Linked DNA regions of Homo sapiens: all the other regions are linked to region 1. The links are chromatin loops, found by intact Hi-C in ENCODE. Cell type or tissue: mammary epithelial cell. All regions are shown on one strand. Links, peaks and the distances in the headings refer to the core of each region. The heading gives the core; the rest is flanking DNA. Region 1 has its middle 82 kb from the start of LINC02957. Region 2 has its middle 12 kb from the start of LINC02957. Region 3 holds the start of LINC02937 (long intergenic non-protein coding RNA 2937).

Region 1 (6,295 bases), core at 638-5,637:
TAATTTTGCAGCTGTTCTGGGGATCTCATGATTCATAAGGAGCCCTACAGATCTAGAAGGTTGTGTGTCTTCTGCTCTAGAATCAGAACCAATAGGACATATATAGATATGTGAGACATTATAGGAATTGGCTCATATGTTTATGGAGGTGGAGAAGTCCCATGATCTGCCATCTGCAGGTTGGAGACCCAGGAAGGCTGGTGGTGTAACTCAGTCTTAGTCCAAAGGCCTGATAACCGGACGAGCTGATGGTGTGAGTCCCAGTTAGAATCCAAAGGCTCTAGAACCAGAAGCACCAGTGTCCGAGGGCAGAAGATGGATATATCAGCTCAAGCAGAGAGAGCGGATTTGCCCTTCTTCTGCCCTTTGGCTCTATCCAGGCCCTCAGCAGATTGGATGGTGCCTACCCACATTGGTGAGAGTGGATCTTCTTAGTCTACTGATGGAAATGCTCATCTCTTCACAAAATGCCCTAACAGACACACACAGAAACAACGTTTTACCAGCTATCTGGGCATTCCTTAGCCCAGGCAAGTTGACACATAAAATTAACCATCATAAGTCCACTTCTTGTCAACTTAACACCAAAAGGCATCTTCTTAAACTATGCTAATCTTCAAATAAAGACAATACCAATGTCATGCTATCTGCCTATCTTGCATACAACCCAAAACTCACTAATCCCTTCCCCACAAGAGAAGGCAAGGGCCTTCGGTGATGTTTACTCTTCTCCTTGATATCTCATAATTTAAATACTATAATGTAAGATTGACAATACTTAAGTATTCATATAAAGTCAATGTATTGTGTGTTACAGGATAAGGGAATAAGAGAGGAAAGAAAAAAAGATATTTGCTTACTTTGCATACACACAAATGTATTCTTAACAAAACAGGGAGAAAGTACTCATAACAGTTACAGTCCTGGTTTCTGTAACTGGTCACATGGCCACAGTAAGTATCTATAACCACTTTATTCCACCGACGCATTCTGTATTCCCTTTGCCTTCAGCAAGCCCCTCAGGTGGTTATGAGTTTTTACCTGGTGCAGTGACCCAAACCTTCATTCCTGAATTTTCCATTGAGCTTAATCACAAGGCATAGTAATACTAAGAGACGCCCTAAGGAATTTCCTATGTTCTAGACATACTCTTCCTTACTTCCATTGTGGAGCAGCAATCCAATTTCCCTTTGATAGTCAAGATCAATCACCCCAGCCAGCAATATCATTCTCTTCTTGGCCTGTTGACTCAGAGACACGAAGAGCCCACAATGGCTGGATGACAGTCTTCATTTCCAGTTGGAAGTTGTGGAAGTTGTAGAAATTATGGAATCATTGTTGCATCTCCTGGTGGAAGCATTCTTCCCTCTGGAGCTAAGACATTTAGGCTAGCAGGGCATAAAGTTGTGGGAACAGGAAGCAAAAATGTTGCCAGTGGCTCACTAGGGGTGATGGTGAGTGGTGTATCTCCCATTTCCACTGCCTGATTCCCGGACCAGTGAGTCGTGGCTATGGGACAAACAACACCATCGATTGGAGGCTGATTCAGAGTGTATAGTTTATGTCCCAGAGTCATCTCCCTGGGCATGGATGGGAACTTCCCAGAAGAACTATGGGGAGCTGGTTATTTGACATATTGAGCAACATGTTTGGCTTCACAGTAATGTGCCCAGGTAAGTCCCTTACCTCTGTTTGGTGCTGTCCATAGGCCGCCTTGTCAGTTAGCTGAAAGGCAGTGAGAATACATGCGTAGGAATACATAGCTTCTCTGTAATCCCAGCACTTTGGGAGGCCGAGCGGGGGCGGATCACGAGGTCAGGATTTCAAGACCAGCCTGGCCAATGTGATGAAACCCCGTCTCTACCAAAAATATAAAAAATTAGTTGGATGTGATGGCATGCACCTGTAATCCTAGCTATTCAGGAGACTGAGCAGGAGAATTGCTTGAACCCAGGAGGCGGAGGTTGCAGTGAGCTTAGATCGCACTACTGCACTCTAGCCTGGGCAACAGAGTGAGACCCAGTCTCAAAAAAAAAAAAAAAAGAAAAAGAAAAAAAAGAAATACATAGCTTCTTACCACCCAGGAAGGACCGCCAGTCACTCCTTTTGACATTCCTCAAAATTTCTTTTGGATGTGTCAAGAAAGTGGCTCACCTTTGGCTTTGCTTCACGTCTGGAAATCAAGAAAAGCTGTGAGCCAGCCCTGAAGTGGGATCTACTCAAGACTGCCGATGGCGCCCCCCCTGGGAAGGTGCTAGAAGGCTAGGCCGGGACTACAGTGGAGCTCAGAGCAGGTGGTGACGGGATCCCTGCTCTCAGTCCATTGCAGATTTTTGAAAATTAACTGTCCTCACCTGGAAAGCAGAGGCTGGATTAGATCTGAGATTCTTTTGTCACCTCTTTGGACCCTACATTCTGTAAGGTAGGGTCCCTCCACACCATATTGATTCAGCAGTACATAAATTCATTACTTTGTTTTCACATCTCCCTTAATCAAAGCCTGGACTAGCAAGCTCCAGGTGGGGAACCTGAGCACTCCTGTCATCCGGAATGCCTCCGGGAAAAGTGTGACGAGTCCTTCAGTTCCCAACAGCCCAAGGACTCCAGGCTGGAGGCTAGCAGGCCTGGGCGAAGGCTCCCTTCTAGCTAAAGCACGCTACATCCCACCTTCGGAGACCAAAGACTCCAAAATGACTGCATTTCAATGTCAAACTAACAGAACAAGTCCACACCAAGCTGACCTTTAGCAAGTGGAGTTAGAGAAACTCATTCCAATCCCCTCTGCTGGACAACACTGTGATCTCAAAGATTAGATATGGGTTCTCTGAATAGAGCAGTCATTTGCCAGTCACTTATTTTGAATATAAATCACTTAATACATTATTTCTGTACCTGTTGAAACGCGATTCCAATTGTGCATGCAGTTGGTGTCTCTTCCACTTTCATAAAAATAGGCATAACCTAGGAGGTAGGTAGCCTGTCCCTTTCCTGCCAGGTGGATGGCTGGGACCAGCTCATGCCCAGGTGTTGGCTGCCATCTAGTGGGCACTTGAGAAGTAGCCCTGAGCTGCTGTGCAGTCCAACTCTCAGTTGTCTGCCCCAAGTGGGCCGTCCCCGTGCGGAGAGGCACCCTGCAAGCTGCCTCCTTCCTGCCCTGGAGAGCAGCACTCTGGCCAGGCCTTCCCACCCCATGTCAGGGACATGGCTCCATGGCCAACCCCCACTTCTTGTCCTTTCCCTTCTTTTTCCTTCCCTCTGTCCTTCTGGTAATGTTTGCCTTTTAAAATTGGCAAGCCAATTTAATTCCCAAACCAAGGAAATTAACCCCCCGAAGTGAGAGAGAGTGCAGCAGCAGTGGGCAGTATTTGCCACTACTGCTTACTTGAGGAACTACCCTGAGGATGGCCATTCTTTATGTAAACCCCAGCCCTGGGGGGTCTACACGGTGAAACCCCAGAGCTCAGGGTCCCTTGTCTTACCTTGGGGCTTCAGGAATAAGCACTCATCAGGGATTGAGATTCACATCCTGGGCCCAGGAGCTCTGGATGGGAGGCTGCCTTGGGTCACGTCAGTCGCCGCTCATTATAACACGGTACTTGGGGCTGGGCACTGGGCTGGAACACAGTGGCTTTGGAGGGGCCCACAGCGTGGGCCACGTGGTGCTTCCCTGACTTAGCAGTGAGCCAGCAGCCATGCCCACATCCAACAGACCCAGAGTCCATGCTGCAGTTGTTGCTGGATGCCTGTGACCTGGGCTGGTGGCCAGAGGGACGGCACTGGAGCGGGAGACGTGGTGCCACGCCGGGCTTCCCTCAGCTTCAGGCTCTGGTCAGACTTCAGGGACAGCATCTCCTTTGCTCCTCCCCACGGCACCAGGCAACATGGGTGGAGTGGGACTTAGCGATGCAGCTCCGTCCATGGGGCTTGTGTGGTGGGGGCAGCTCTGGGATTATAGCTGCCCACCTTGGGGTACCCTGGCCTTGCAGGGTTAGAGGACAGAGCCAGAACATGCCAGCTGGACCTGGCCTGATCTTTCTACCAGTCTGTCTGGACAAACCTACACAGACAGGTCTGACCCCCAGGGAGCGGAAGCTGGTTGGGACATGGCCCTGGGCAGATATGACCCTCATTCTGTCACTGTTTTTTGAGCAGGGACTTTGGGAAACACCCACCTGTGCCTTTCACCTGCCCATTCCCCAGGAACGGTCTCACGTTGGGCGTCGGGTGTTGTTTTCACAGGGACCACCAGGTTTTTCAGCAGACAGCAGGGCAGTCTCAGAGCCCAGCATTGCCCTCCTGGCCTCCCCGGGTCCCAGCACAGCTCCATGCCTCCATGTGGGCAGCTTCATGGGTCCTGTCCCTGAAAAGCCCATGGAGTCTGCATGGGGTGGGGCAGTTCCCGAGCATGGAGGGGGAGGAATCTGGCTTCTAAGAGAGATCCCCCACCCCCATCCAGGTGACTTCTGGGCACCTGTCCCAGCCACCGAGGAGAGTGGTTATGAGGGGACATCTAGGATGTTATACAGCTGCTAAGAGATGAAAGTCAGGTGACTCGGAAGATCCTGATTCTCTGGCTGACGATGGGCACCCTGGGGCCCATGCAGGCTTGAAGTTGGGGCTGGGGGAGAAAACAGGGGCTTGGTCTGCTCTGGAGGGAAGTGGCATGGTGTCCTGCCAGACTGGCTGGTTTGAAAGTCGTCAGGAAAGACCCACAATAAGACACATTTATTGATGCTAATTAGCCATGGCTGAGATTGGCTGAATCAGAGTCTCTGAATTCAGACATCCTCACAGGCCAGTGTTTCTCAGCCCCAACACCACTAGGCAGAGGTAAACAATGGCAGAGGGATAGGACACTTCGAGTACAATGTTTGCACCTGGAATTCTCCCACCTGCCTTGCAGTGACCTGGTCATCTCGACAGGCCAGAGATGAGCAAGTCTTGGCTACACACGTGGGTGATGCTCCCCACGCCCTGCAGGCAGGGACCAGGCAGCTGGGGTCACCCAGGAGAGAGTGGCAGGGCGGGTGGCCCAGGCCCCTGGCTCTGAGATCATGCCCTCCTGAGCTCCATTGCTAAGGTGGCTCTGCTGAGCTGCTACTACCAGGACTGAGGTGTCGGGACAGTGAGTTCTGGCTGGGTCCTCTCCCAACACCCCCCACTTCCACACCGCTGTACACAGAGCCAGGGGCTGCACTGCCCTCCCCTCCTACCTGTGTGTGACTCTGACCCTGCAGGCTTGGGTGTCTGTAGTGGCAGACAGTTGTTTCTTCTCCTCTCTTGGGCCTCAGCGGACCCCAAGTGGTGGAGAGAGCAGGAGGGCATGGGGCTGGGTGCTCTTGTGGACTGATGGCGGTGTCCTGGGGACAGTTAGGCAGCTGCTATCATTTTCAGTGAGGATATGTGCCCTCTAACCCAGCAACAGTCAACGCCCAACTGCAACGCACAGCACACAGCACAAAATGGGTGAGCGTCCAGCTCCCCCCACAGAGCTGGAAGCAGCTTGTGGCAGCTGGTCCTGGGAAGCTGGCTCTGGGAGGCAGTGGAGATCAGGGGTTCATCCAGGACAGCCCCTGGCGTCCATGCCTGCCACAGCAGAAGTGAACAGAAGCTTTGGATACCCTCACAGGGGCTCTGGAGCTAATGTGATCCAGCAGAGTTGCCCCAGGTGGCCCAAGATGTGCACAGCTGTACACACCTGCACAGCCCCATCTCCAGCAGAAGCACCCCCATCAACCCCGGCCTCTGGCAGGAGGTCCAGCCTATGACGTAATGCTACAAGGTGGTTTAACATCTCACCAGAAGAATTCAGGGCCCTAATGAGCAGACCCCCCCTCAGGCTCTGGGAGAACCCAGGAACGTTTTCGGCTCAGTCCTGAGTGCTCCTCCCAGTGGCCCTGCCTCATGGCTATGGGAGGGTTATTGTACAGCTAAAAGCACTCAGGCTGGGGGCCCTCTTCTGCCTCTTCCTAGGATGTATGATCACATGAATATATATTTGGTGCTTGTGACCTGGGCTGGTGGCCAGAGGGACGGCGCTGGAGCGGGAGACGTGGTGCCACGCTGGGCTCCCCTCAGCTTCAGGCTCTGGTCAGACTTCTTCTGGTGAGATGTTAAACCAACTTGCAGCATCACGTCATAGGCTGGACCTCCTGCCAGAGGCCAGGGTTGACAGGGGTGCTTCTGCTGGAGGTGGGGCTCTATATATTTGAGAATAAGTGAGGCATTTTGGCCACAGGCCGTTGAGCCGCAACCTCTCTCCTGCAGCTTCCTGAGTGGTGGTATATTCACATTT
Region 2 (6,295 bases), core at 376-5,375, 70 kb before region 1:
ATGCTGCTCCTTGCTTTTCCCTCTCCACGTGACATCCTCATCCTTCAGGGCCTGTCAGTGGAACCTGGACTACTCACAGGTTGGTGGTCTTCAGATCGCCATACCTCTTTCATGGCGCTTGGCTTTCACAAAGCAGGAAGTGAAAGTTCCCAGACCTGTTAAGGACAACCACGAGTGGAACAGCATTCTCTCTGCTGTGTTCTATTGGACAAAGTGGTCAAAGGGTCTGACCGTCACATTGCAGGAGAATCTGTGGATTGGGAACATATTGTTGGTGTCATCTTTGGAAAATACAGGCCACTGTAGTGTTCCTTGAGAAATGTTATTTCTTCAGTCGCAGGGATATACTCCCGTTCTGAGAGTTAGGAAATAATGGAAATAAACTGAAGAGTAACAATTCAGACACACGTTGATGAGAACAGAGCATTTTCTTCCTGGGTTTCCCATTATATAAACACACAGAGGATCAGGTCATTATGGAGAGTGTGGGCCTACCAACCAGAAGGGTTTTATACCTCTTCTTAACTGCAACAGCTAGTTAGTCATTGCCTGCCAACTACCTCGTATCTGATCTTCCATCAGTTCTGGAGAGTTGCTGGAAATGTTCCCAAGCAACTGTGGTGCTGTTTCTGCAGGTAGAGGAGGGAAGAAAACAAGTAATGACCATTGAATTTTCCCTTTATTTTATATACTTATCACTATCATGCCATGGTTATTCATGCCACCCACAGCAAGTCCACACACATGTAAGGGAGAAGATTTTATGACATTCCTGCAGCCCTCATCACAGGGGGCTTGTCCTGTCCAGTATCTTCATCCTTTTGCATATAAGGACTGCTAACTGGATGAAATAGGCCCTGTTAAACCAGAGATAATTATTCATTTGAGAAAGACTATCATGTCTTCAAGTTATGCCAACATATGCATCAGATGCCAGCAGTTGCGTGATATATTATACTTGGTTCAGATTCAATCTAGATACTCTACATTTATTTCCTTATTTCCTGCCAGGAGACAAGGACTAGTATGATTTTCTGTCATGAGCTTCAGGGGAAGTTTCCATATTAAATGTTGTTATCATTTATATTAATTATTAACATATTAGTACATAATATATCATAGTAATATATTAAAAATATTGGTATATATTATTTTGAAATTACCATTTGAAATTATTTTGAAATGTGCATTAAATTGATGGTTATATGGAGCCAAGGTTCCTTATGCTTTTCTACATTAGTAGGAAGTTTTGGAACCAAATTTTTGGACCTCCTGGGTGTATAACATAGATTATCTCTCACTGTGCTCTGTGATCTTGTGGAGGTTGATGGCCTAAGAAAGAAACAGGATTGGGCTAACAGAAAATACCCTGCTGGAATAGGAAGATGGGGAGCTCACAGGGATGTCCCAGACCTCAGTACTTCTGCATAACAAACACCCAGACTCAGAGGCTTAAAATACAAACAATCATTCATTTTGATTGCGAATCTGCTTCACAGGTCACCCAACCTGTTACTGTCATCTTCTAGAATAATGTGGCATATTCAGGCTTTTTCAGAACCAATTAAAGTTGTCCTGAGGGGTTCAGTAAACATATAGCAGTAGGCTAAAAAGTATTAATCAAGACTGTGCCATGAGAACATCAGGCCAGCGGTTATCATGTAACTTGGATTTCCACACTCGTATTCAGCTTAAAATTATTCATTCAATTTTCCTTTAAGGGCACCTATATTTTAAGGGCCGTGGCTTCTCCTTTCTGGTCTGATAAAATAATAAAATGGTCACCATATTTTAATCTGGGTGCTTCGATGGACCTAGCGGAGGAACCTCCCCATTCCCAGCAGCATTATGATGTGGTATGTGTGAAGCCAAAGGCTGCAGGGGATGCCTGGAGACACGTGTGTGTGTGTGTGTGTGAGTGTGTGTGTGAGATTGTGTGTGTCTGTGGCTCTGCCCAGTGTAATTATTAGCTTGGAAATTACTCTAATCTGGTGAGTGCCAATGCAGTCATTCAATAATAAGTCAGAGAATATTTGGACAGGTTGAGGAGGAAGTTGACTCTGATGTCAAAAAGAGTGTCAAGGAATAGGAAGCCCACAGAGAAAGATGAATGTAGAGAAAAATATTTTTTCAAGCACAAAACAATGAATGATGTAGGAAATACATAAGATTTGTGCTGGGTTAAACGGGTGCAAGAAATAAGAAAGCATATGTTCAGGACCAGACACAAATTATAGGCAACACTGCTTCCCTTCTAGCTTCTACTTTTATATTCCCAATACGGCTTGATAAAAATGAGTTTCTCTTAACAAAGTTAAAGAAAAATTGAATTGTTGATTCCCATTGTGTTTTCCCCATGGCAGTTTAAAATAGATCATCTTCTACTTCCTTTTGTAACTGAAGAAGAAACACAGCTGGATTTGGGACTTGTAAGGGCAGGTTCTGACAGTCAGGACAGTGAGTGGATGAGATGAGATAATTGTTTTCTACACATTCAGACAGAAACCATGTGCCTGTGAATCCACCGTGAAAAAGCCGAGAAGGGAAATCATTTGCTCAACTTAAGTGTGAGACATCTCCCAAGATAAGGTGTTTCCAGTCCCAGAACCCACAGGAACATATAAGTCCCTCTGGAAGAACTGTCACATGGCCAGACCAGAGCAGGCATCATGTAGATTTTTCCAGAATAGCACGCTTAAGGAAAAATCAGTGCTCTTACCTATTAGGGAGGAGAGCTAATAGCAGCAAGGGTTAGTGTGTGCATCGACAGGCCACGTAAATCTGGGCTATGTGTTGGACCACATACATCTTCGTAGTAGAAGATCTTGCCCTATTTGTCCAGTATGTATGACTATCTAGAGAAAGGTTCAGATCTCCGGGGACGGCAGGGAAAGGAACCCTCTGCTGGACCCACAGCTCCTCCTACTGTGAGGTCTAGAGCAGGGCTGCTTGGCCTCACACTGGTAGGTGTGGAGCACGTACGAGCTCTACATCCTCACTCTCCATTCCTCTCTACACTCACATGGCTCCCACATCCGCTGACAAGAACCATCCTTCCAGATGAAACCCCATGTTCTTTTTTTTTTTTTTTTGAGATGGTGTCTCGCTCTGTCACCCAGCCTGGAGTACAGTCGCATGATCTCAGCTCACTGCAATCTCTGCCTCCCGGGTTGAAGTGATTCTCCTCCCTCAGCTTCCCAAGTAGCTGGGATTACAGGCATGCACCACCATGCCTGGCTAAGTTTTGTATTTTTAGTAGAAACGGGGTTTCACCATGTTGCCCTGGCTCGTCTGGAACTCCTGACCTCAGGTGACCCGCTGGCCTCGGCCTCCCAAAGTGCTGGGATTACAGGCGTGAGCCACCGTGCCTGGCCCCCCCATGCTGTTTCTAAAAGGAGGTGTAGCAGTAGTGTTTTCTCTCTTTCTTGATCTTGGATGATTCATTGGCACCCCTTAATGATTGGAACCCAAGGAAGTTCTCTGAGAGCCATTTACTAGACACCAGTATAAATTTTAAACTCAGGAAGGAATTGGCACTTCCAGTTGTATTCAATGTATTCATTGTTGATGCAGGACAGCTATAAATAAATGAGATTCTGGAATTCCTATGAAAATGGGATCTCTAAGAAAGATTCCTAACAACTGGCTTTGGAGACGAGTAAGTGTGTATTTTCACCTTTAAGTCCATGAGCTGCAGGGAGCCACTTCATGGGAGGATTTTGATGACATTTTACTTTGTGCATGCTCATTTTAACTGTATGACATTAAAACAGCAATTACACATATCAAAAGAGAGAACGGATAGCACTGGGGACCAAAAGGCTCACTTTCCCACAAATAGTCCCTTCTTCTGGATTTCATGGGTACCCATTAGTACCAGAATTTCCTGGGTTTGGCTATGGAAAGTTTCAAGTATATATTACATATATATTATAAGATGAGGACAACTTGAAGCCACTACCTGTCGTCAGTGTGTAAGGAGGGAGGTAGTTTTTCTTGGGAGGGTGGAGGTGGGAGGTAGCCCAGGGAAAGGCATGAAGGGCAACAGGCTGGGAGGAGGGAGGAAGTGCAGTCAGCCTTGGAACCTTAGACAGACTGAGTGCTGCATCTGGGCACAGGCGGTCAGCCTGCACTGACTCCTGAAGGCAAAGCAAGGGAGGGGAGAAGCATGTGGCTAAACAGAGAAGGGGAGGATTCTAGCCAGAACACACTGTTTGCTTTTATAAATGCCAGGGGTGGTGCATTGGTAAGCACCCTGCACAGAAGAATGGGGTGGGAGGGCTGGAGGAATACCTGGTCCAGTCCATCCAGGAGTCCTCCCATACCTGCATTCCCTGCCCATGATGCGATTTGATGCTCAGCCTACATCAAATAACACTATGTGCTGAATGGGAAATGAGAGGAAAATACGAGGAGGCCTTATTATTCTTCACAATTTTGCCTATGTCCAATTCCATTCAGCATGATTGCTTTTGGTGCCCAGAGAAGCTGAGTTTCTATCAAAAACATGTATATATAGGTGAGTGTATCTGTGTGTTTGTACATGTATGTATATGTGTGTGTATACATGTATATATAAGTATATGAAGATGGTGGTGTTCCTGCTGGCATCCTATGGCCAACTTGACTTCAGAGTACCCAGGGGAAGGCCTGGCTGGCCGGATGCCCTTGCAGATGTCAGCTCCAGTGTGGACATGGTGCAATGACAGCCAGGGGTGTGGGAGCATCCTGAATGTGTCCCGTGGGAGGGCAGGGCCTCTGAAAGGGTCCTACTCAGGATATGTCTCCTGAAAGCCACCAGGGGGTGGAGAGAGAAGTAGGAGCCCAACAATGGCTCCATCCCTGCTCTGCTTTTGGCGGTTGTATAACATCCCTGAGTCCCAGATTATTTGTCTATCAAAAGGACAAATGAGGTGGCTCATGCCTGTAATCCCATCACTTTGGGAGGCCAAGGTGGGCAGATCATTTGAGGCCAGGAGTTCGAGACCAGCCTGGCCAACATGGTGAAACCCCATCTCTACTAAAAATACAGAAATTAGCCAGGTGTGGTGGTGCATACCTGTAATCCCAGCTACTCAGGAGGCTGAGGCAGAAGAATCTCTTGAACTTGGGAGGTGGAGGTTTCAGTGAGCCAAGATCACACCACTGCACTCCAGCCTGGGCAGCAGAGTAAGACTCCATCTAAAAAAAAAAAGAGATAACAATATCCCCTTTGCAGAATGGTGATGGGCATCAGACATGACATATGTAACATGTCCCATGCACGGAAGGGTGCTCCATGACTGCAAACCTGGATGATGATGACAACGACGATGGAGATGACTAAGACTGTATTTAAAAATGGTATGAATAATTTTAAATTATTAAATTAAAGAGTCATAAGAAAGATAAATCATGGGCCTTCCTCAACTTTCCCCTACTCTTGAAAAATGAAAAAACAAAGGAGCCACAGACAAGCAATACAGTCTCATTGTAAAGATCCAAGCCACAGACCAGGAAACAGAATAAAAATTCACTTTTTGGAAATGGTTCTGGCTATGAAGCCTTCAAGTATTTTCTTCTGCCTTAATAAACCTGTACATGTGCATATACTTGGATCATTTTTTACATGTATTAGATCACATAGTACATAATGTTTTATACTTATCTTTTTAAAAATATAGCTTGGAGATTGTTTTCCATGTTAGTCTGTAGCCTCTTCCTTATTATTTTAAAGAGCTGAATAATATTGGATCATATGAGTATATCATATTTTACGTAACCATTTTCTTCTTGATGAACATTTGAGTTATTTTCAAGTTTTCAATACCACAATGTTTGTGTTTCAGTATTTTTGTAGATATACAAAGCTAGAAGTATCAGTGGGTCACTGATATGCATATTGACAGTGCAGGCTTTACTTTTCTATACTCCTGCAGACAAAATATATGACAGTGCTTCAAACTCTTGCCGACAGTGTTTATTTTCAACTTTAAAAACTTTCTTTGTTGGCCGGGTGTGGTTGGCTCACGCCTGCAATCCCAACACTTTGGTAGGCCAAGGCAGGTGGATCACATGAGGTCAGGGGTTCAAGATCAGCCTGGCCAACGTGGTGAAACCCCAATTCTACTAAAAATACAAAAATTAGCCAGATGTGGTGGTGCACACCTGTAAGCCCAGCTACTCGGGAGGCTGAGGCAGGAGAATTACTTGAACCCAGGAGGCGGAGGTTGAGGTGAGCCAAGATTATGCCATTGCACTCCAGCCTGGGCAACAGAGTGAGACTCTGTCTCAAAAAAAAAAAAAATTTTTTTTT
Region 3 (6,295 bases), core at 751-5,750, 250 kb before region 1:
AAAACCCCACACGTCTATTAACAGGTGAATGGAGAATCACTGTTGTATATCCATACAATGGAATACTATTCAGCAATGAAAGAGAATGAACTCTTTATACTCCCCACAGCATCAAGGAATCTCCAGATCACTATGCCGGGTGAGAGAGGCTAGCCAGAAAAGAGTATATCCTTCATGATTTCTCTTACACACAAATTAAACAACTCAAACTAATCTATAGTGATTTAAAAAACAGATGTGTGGTGTCCTGGTGTCCAGGGTGGTGGGAGATGAGGCAAAGGTGACCAAGGTGTGTCCCTTGTGGGTGATGAAGGTGTGTTGCCTCCTGATTGTGACCTTGGTTTGTGACCTGAGTGTGCACATAGTCAAACTCACTGGACTGGAAGCTTGAAGTGGACACAATTTACTGGACAGAAATCATACCCTCAATAAAGTTTCTAAAACGCTGCCTTGCCTCTGGTTGGGGGTAATTATAGACTGGGATGGATAGCAAGGAAATCTGGGGAAGCTGAGTGGTGCTCACGTGAACGTATACATGAGCAGATTCAGTGAGTGGCACACTTCAGATCAGTCATTTCACCCACTGTGCTACTATGCGTGTACATTTCAAACCTCAATTAATAGAAACTGTATACAACTCACTGTTTTAGGCTGAGAATAATTCCTAGAAATTTTACAAAACGATTTACTCTTTTTTTTTTTGAGACGGAGTCTCGCTCTGTTGCCCAGGCTGGAGTGCAGTGGCGTGATCTCCGCTCACTGCAAGCTCCACCTCCCGGGTTCACGCCATTCTCCTGCCTCAGCCTCCCGAGTAGCTGGGACTACAGGCACCCACCACCATGCCTGGCTAATTTTTTTTAGTATTTTTAGTAGAGACGGGGTTTCACCGTGTTAGCCACGGCGGTCTTGATCTCCTGACCTCGTGATCCACCCGCCTCGGCCTCCCAAAGTGCTGGGATTACAGGCGTGAGCCACCGCTCCCAGCCAAAAAGGTTTACACTTTTGGTAAAGTAAAAACTCATTTTCTTTTGAATTAGAGTTTTATGCATCAAATTTGCTCTAAATGGCACAAAACAATTAATAAGGGAAGGAGAGGAAATCCACATCTCTTCATGTTCTCACTGGGTGCATCAGGGAATGTTGGCATTAAGCCCCTTCTAGCTTTGCAGGTAAACTTTTCCCTCTAGGAAATTGGTGTGAGAGATGCCCTCCAGGAAACTGGCATGAGAGAAAGAAAATAATGCTAAATATAAACAGTTCGTTTTCTAAGAAACATCACCTGTTTGTTTATGAAATTTTGCCTTGGAGGTGCAAAATACTAAATAATTGAAGTTGCTGCCGCGATGAAGTGTTTTCAGTGAACATAAAATAAATGTTTCTAAAGGTTTTTGTTTGTTTGTTGTTATTTTGCTTGACCCAGTGTGTTCTAGGAATCTCCCGGCCGAGCCCGGGCAGTCTAATGATAGAGACACCTGGGCCACCCCAGGCATTCTAATGGGAGAGACTCCCGGCTGACCCCAAGCATTCTAAAGAATGCAAATTAGACTTGGCTTTTAGTTCAGTTTGCTAAATCGAGGCCTTACTTTTTGTTGGCCTCTCTCCATAAATCCTGTTGAGTGAGAAACTGATCTCAGGTTCTTTTCTGATTATGTCATTGAAGATCACCCACTTTAGTTGTGTAATGGTTGTTGCATTCTTATCGGGCAGTTTTTGCCTAAGGCACCCATTTCCCACTTATGGAGGGCAGAAATCTAAGGTGGCCCTGGAACCAGAACCAAGCCCCCTGGCGTTATTCGCATGATTATGTTATCTTGTATGGCAAAAGACTCTTTCAGATATAATTAAGGTCACTAATTGTCTGATCTAAAAATTGGAAGATTATCTGGGGTGGGGCCTAATATGAGTTCTTATTTATTTATTTATTTATTTTTGAGACAGAGTCTCGCTCTATCGCCCAGGCTGGGCAATGGGGCAATCTCGGCTCACTGCAACCTCTGCCTCCAGGTTGAAGCTATTCTCCTGCCTCAGCTTCCTGAGTAGTTGGGATTACAGGCACCTGCCACTGTGCCTGGCTAATTTTTGTATTTTTTAGTAGAGACGGGGTTTCATCATGTTGGCCGGGCTGGTCTCAAAGTGCTGACCTCAGGTGATCCGCCTGCCTCTGCCTCCCAAAGTGCTGGGATTACAGGTGTGAGCCACGGCACCCGGCCAAGTTCTTTAAAAGCAGAGTTTTCTCTGGCTGGTAACAGAGCCGGAGTTAGATTTGACACCAGGGTGGAGTCTCTGTTGCTGGCTTTGAGATGGAGGAGGCCCTGGGAGGTCCCTGTTACCGAGAGCAACCCCTGGCTGACAGCCAGCAAGAAAATGAGGATTTCAGGGGACTGCAAGGAAGTGAATTTGCCCAACAACCAGATTAAACTTGGAGGTAGATTTTTTTCCCCAAACCTCCAGATAGGAGACCTTGACATTGGCCTTGTGAGACTCCAAGCAGAAAACCCCATTAAACCCGCCTGGACTTCTGACCTGCAGAATTATGAGACCATAAATGGGTGTTGTTTTAAGCTATTAAGTCTGTTATACAGTAATAGGAATTTATTATTTGTTACACAGTTATAGAAAATGAATATACAGGTGGGTGGGGTGGGGGGGTATAGCTCACACCTGTAATCCCAGCACTTTGAAAGCCTGAGGTGGGCGAATCACTTGAGCCCAGGAGTTTGAGACCAGCCTGGGCAACATGGCAAGACCTCATCTCTACTAAAAGTACAAAAAATTAGCTGGATGTGGTGGTGCATGCCTGTAGTCCCAGCTACTCGGGAGGCTGAGGTGGGAGGATCACCTGAGCCCGAAAACTCGAGGCTGCAGTGAGCAGTGACCATGCCACTGCACTCCAGCCTGGGTGACAGAGTGAGACCCTGTCTCAAAAAAGGAAAAAAGAAAGAAAGAAAAAAAAATTAATATATAGCTCTGATAATACAATCTCAGTAATAAACCATTTGATTTATTTCCAATGTTATTGCTGTTTCCTGGAACAATGAGTGTGGTTCGATTTTATTTTTATTTTTTAGTTGTGGACAAGGTCTCCATTGTCTAAGCCACTGTGAGAATTCAGGTAAATCATGGCCCATCCTGGGACAGTTCCTCCACATTCTTGCTACTCAAAGTGTGCTTCATGGACTAGTGGCTTCAGCCTCACCCAGGAACGTGTTAGAAACACAGAATCGTGTCACCGCCCCAGACCTCCTGATGCAGAATCTTCATTTTAGTAAGCGACCCACTGCCCCCGCGCCCCCTGATGATTTGGGTGCTCATTAAAGTTTGAGAAGCACTGTTGGAGCTTGCCCTGAAGTTGTAGTGCGCTCTTACGGATTTCAAACCAAAAAGCATTACCTCTGTGAAGCCAGTCTGGAGCCTGGCTAGACCTTCTCCACCACCTCGGGGGCTTCTTATGTTCCAGAGTCTAACACTCTGGCCAGATACCAGGGACCTTTCACCCTCAGAACCTGTGCTCACATGTGGCAGTGAGCAGTGCCTGCACCTCAAGGCACCGCATCTTCCCAGCTACAGTGGGCCTGGCTGCTCCAGCTGCGCCCAACATGTGTTAGTAGGGGAATTAAATACCCCTCTCACTCCCAGTTTTGTGTATTTAAAAAATCCTCGGAAGAGAGTGGTATATGAGGTTTGAGGCTTATCAGCAGCTGCAGCAGCACAGGCCACGTCGTAGCTGTGAGTCATAGACAAGCATGCACACTGTGGCTGCCTGAGGCCTCTGAGCTGCCTTCCTCAGTCCTTCCCTCTGCAGGGCTTGGGCGTGGCGAGGCGGCTTCTTCAGCAAGTGCTGCGGTCAGCGTAGCGGGATTCAGAGTGCAGCTTGTCTGAGTGTCCTCTGCTTCAAGTTCACCTCGGCTGTCATCCCCCAGCAGACCACACATGCCCAGGGGAATGACCCTTTCTTACCACTGCGTCTTCAGACTGGGGTTGCTTTCTCTCCATCTCACCTTCTCCTGTACCACCTGAGGTACTAAATCTTCCAGGAAACCTTCCTTGAATGTCTTCTGACATCCCAGTGAGGGGCTCCTGATATTCACTTCCATAGTGCTTTGGTCACCTACTGCAGCATAAAACCACTCCAAATTGAATTGCTTTGCTCACAATTGCACAGGCCAGGGATTTGGGCAGGGCTTGGCTAGGCGCTTTTCACAAGGTGGGTCTCCTTTGTGGATGCTGTTTGATGCTGTCCTCTGAAGCCTCCACTGGAGGCTGGAGCTGCCTGTCCAAGCTGGTGGCCTGACACTGCTGCGGGGAGGCACAGGTGGCACTTTGATGAAAGCACCTACACGTAGCCTGTCTCTGTGGCTGGGGCTCTCTCACGGCGTGGTGCCTGGGCTCTGAGAGAGGGGGTCCTGAGAGCAAGTGCTCCAGGAGACACAGCCGAAGCCACGGAGCTCGCTGTGGCCTGGTCTGGAACTTTCACACACCACAAATGCTGCATTTCTGTTGGGTCAAATGTGTCACATAAGTCTGCACAGACTCGGAAGGAGGAGACTTACAGCACCATGCTGTGGCAGGGACAGCAAAGACTGTGTGGCCACGCTTCCTCTATCATGCGTGGCCAGGGTCTTCCCCACCACGACTCCTCCCCTAGGCTGTGCCATCTCACAGGGCTGCCTCCAAGCACATGCCTTCCCCAGCACCACACTCAGTGCTGGCCCTGTGAACACATCTGTGGGACTGATGGAGTAGAAACCTGCTTCAGCAAAAGTCGGGGAGTGGCAAACCTGGGAATGTAGAGAAGCACTCTGTGTGCAACACGTATTTCTTACGTACGCAATGATGGCTGAAGTCCATGCGGAGTTTATCACTACTGGTCAGTTTCAGAGTGTAGGTCAGAACCCGTGAGCCTTCCTTGCCAGAACAGTTTGGAGTGTCACACGAGGACTTCAGCCTGGACACCAGAACCAGGTGGGCAGTGGGGCCCATCACGTGCCACTGTAGTGTGAAGGGACAGGGTCTGCCTGCTGGTCTGCCCAGGGAGAAGATACTCCTAGCTCTTCAGGCTCCTACTCAATCCCCTGACAGCACCCCTTAGCGAAAAGGCACCACCCTCGGCGTCAAGCGCATCTCTGAATGAGGGTCATGGTGAGCTTGTGTTAGGAAAATAGCTCTCTTGCCAATACGCAGGCAAAGTAAGCTTCTGCAATTCTCAAAGTCCCGAGTTTGCAGAATTTTATTTACAGCAAAATGTTGGTTTACCCACAAACATCCTGCTTGGCTAAATATATCTCCTGCTCCTAGAACAGGACCTGTGGTTTTCAAGCATGGGTTTTGGCCTCCCTTCAGCATGCTGGCATGCATGTGCCCTGCTCTTTCTCCTGTGATCATCGGCATGATAGGAGGCGAGTGAGGAACTCAGTGTCTTCTGACACAGGCATCTCACAACACCAGTGCAGCCGGACCGTTGTCTGGTAGGTCTCTGTGCACCCAGGAGGACCTGGGCCTGCGAGAAGTCTGGGGCCCACTGCTGGGTATGCTCGTTTCTTGAGCATCCGAGTCACCTTTACAGTCTGCGATGATTGACGAGGTCAAACAGGACTCACTTGCATTGCCGGGTCTCTGTGGCGACAGGGAGGACTTGGAGGTAGGTGTTCAGGTCAGAAGGGACAGTCCTGACTTCCTCCACCGCTGTCTGCAGAAGCAGAGGCTGAAGCCACAGGCTGCGGGGGTGGGGAGCATGCTCCAGGAAGTGGCTCTCGGTGCTCCTGTCCACAGCCTCTGCAAGGAGAGGCACAGGCCCAGGCAAAGAACACAGTATGGCAAGTGAGGAGAAGGGGAAAAAATCAAATTACACGCTGTTTCTCCTTTGATAGTAGGAAGGCAGGAGGGAAGGGAGCTATGTAGACACAGGAGACGCTCCCAGTTCTGCTGGAGCTTAGGCTGGCCCTGGAGCTAAGCTTTAGCAATCTCCAAGGGAAAAGGATTGTTTAACAGAAAAATGGGGCCGAGGAAATACTGGACTTCAAATGAGAAGAAACTTTTTCAGAATCTTCGTGGCCTTGGGGCTGGTTGTCCTTCCCAGAACCATACTTTGTGGCAGTGGGGAAGTCATCTCTGATCTGAATCCTCCCCGGCCAGGATGTCAAATGGTCATTTACAGAGAATTAGTAACTGACAGGGAGAGGAGAGAACACCCTTCTTTGCCTGTGAGTGATGGCTGAGTCACACGCAGTGTGCGGTGATGGGCAACCATTATTTTTTGTTTGCTGAAATAATTTCATGGTGCAGATTGGTAGGGAGA

What was found. Peaks named below come from ENCODE experiments on the same cell type or tissue, not always from the same donor. Only the 100,000 strongest peaks of a DNase experiment are listed, where the experiment ranks them.
Region 2: it touches region 1 in a loop (5-fold over the local background); 8 of 110 quality-filtered maps call a loop at or near these places.
Region 3: a loop joins it to region 1, with 5 times the contacts of the local background. A loop is called at or near these places in 3 of 110 quality-filtered maps.

The regions. Positions count from the first base shown.
Region 1 is chr9:90,911,826-90,918,120 of GRCh38, reverse strand. No RefSeq gene overlaps it. Among named protein-coding and RNA genes, the nearest start is that of LINC02957, 82 kb to the left of the region's middle. RefSeq lists a silencer at 2,962-3,111. In mammary epithelial cell, for the core only: CTCF peaks have their summits at 2,247 and 3,037 (motif pointing left); DNase peaks (open chromatin) are centred at 1,550 and 3,030.
Region 2 is chr9:90,982,034-90,988,328 of GRCh38, reverse strand. No RefSeq gene overlaps it. Among named protein-coding and RNA genes, the nearest start is that of LINC02957, 12 kb to the left of the region's middle. In mammary epithelial cell, for the core only: a CTCF peak has its summit at 2,924; DNase peaks (open chromatin) are centred at 568, 2,508 and 2,888; H3K27ac peaks cover 1,300 bases.
Region 3 is chr9:91,162,348-91,168,642 of GRCh38, reverse strand. It overlaps LINC02937 (long intergenic non-protein coding RNA 2937), which reads left to right and starts at 5,363. Exons shown (of 6, transcript NR_184105.1): 1 at 5,363-5,638. The region is part of intron 2 of LINC00484 (long intergenic non-protein coding RNA 484); the gene reads right to left. RefSeq lists enhancers at 3,662-3,956, 5,354-5,403. In mammary epithelial cell, for the core only: no CTCF peak of the experiment used is centred there; a DNase peak (open chromatin) is centred at 3,772; H3K27ac peaks cover 576 bases.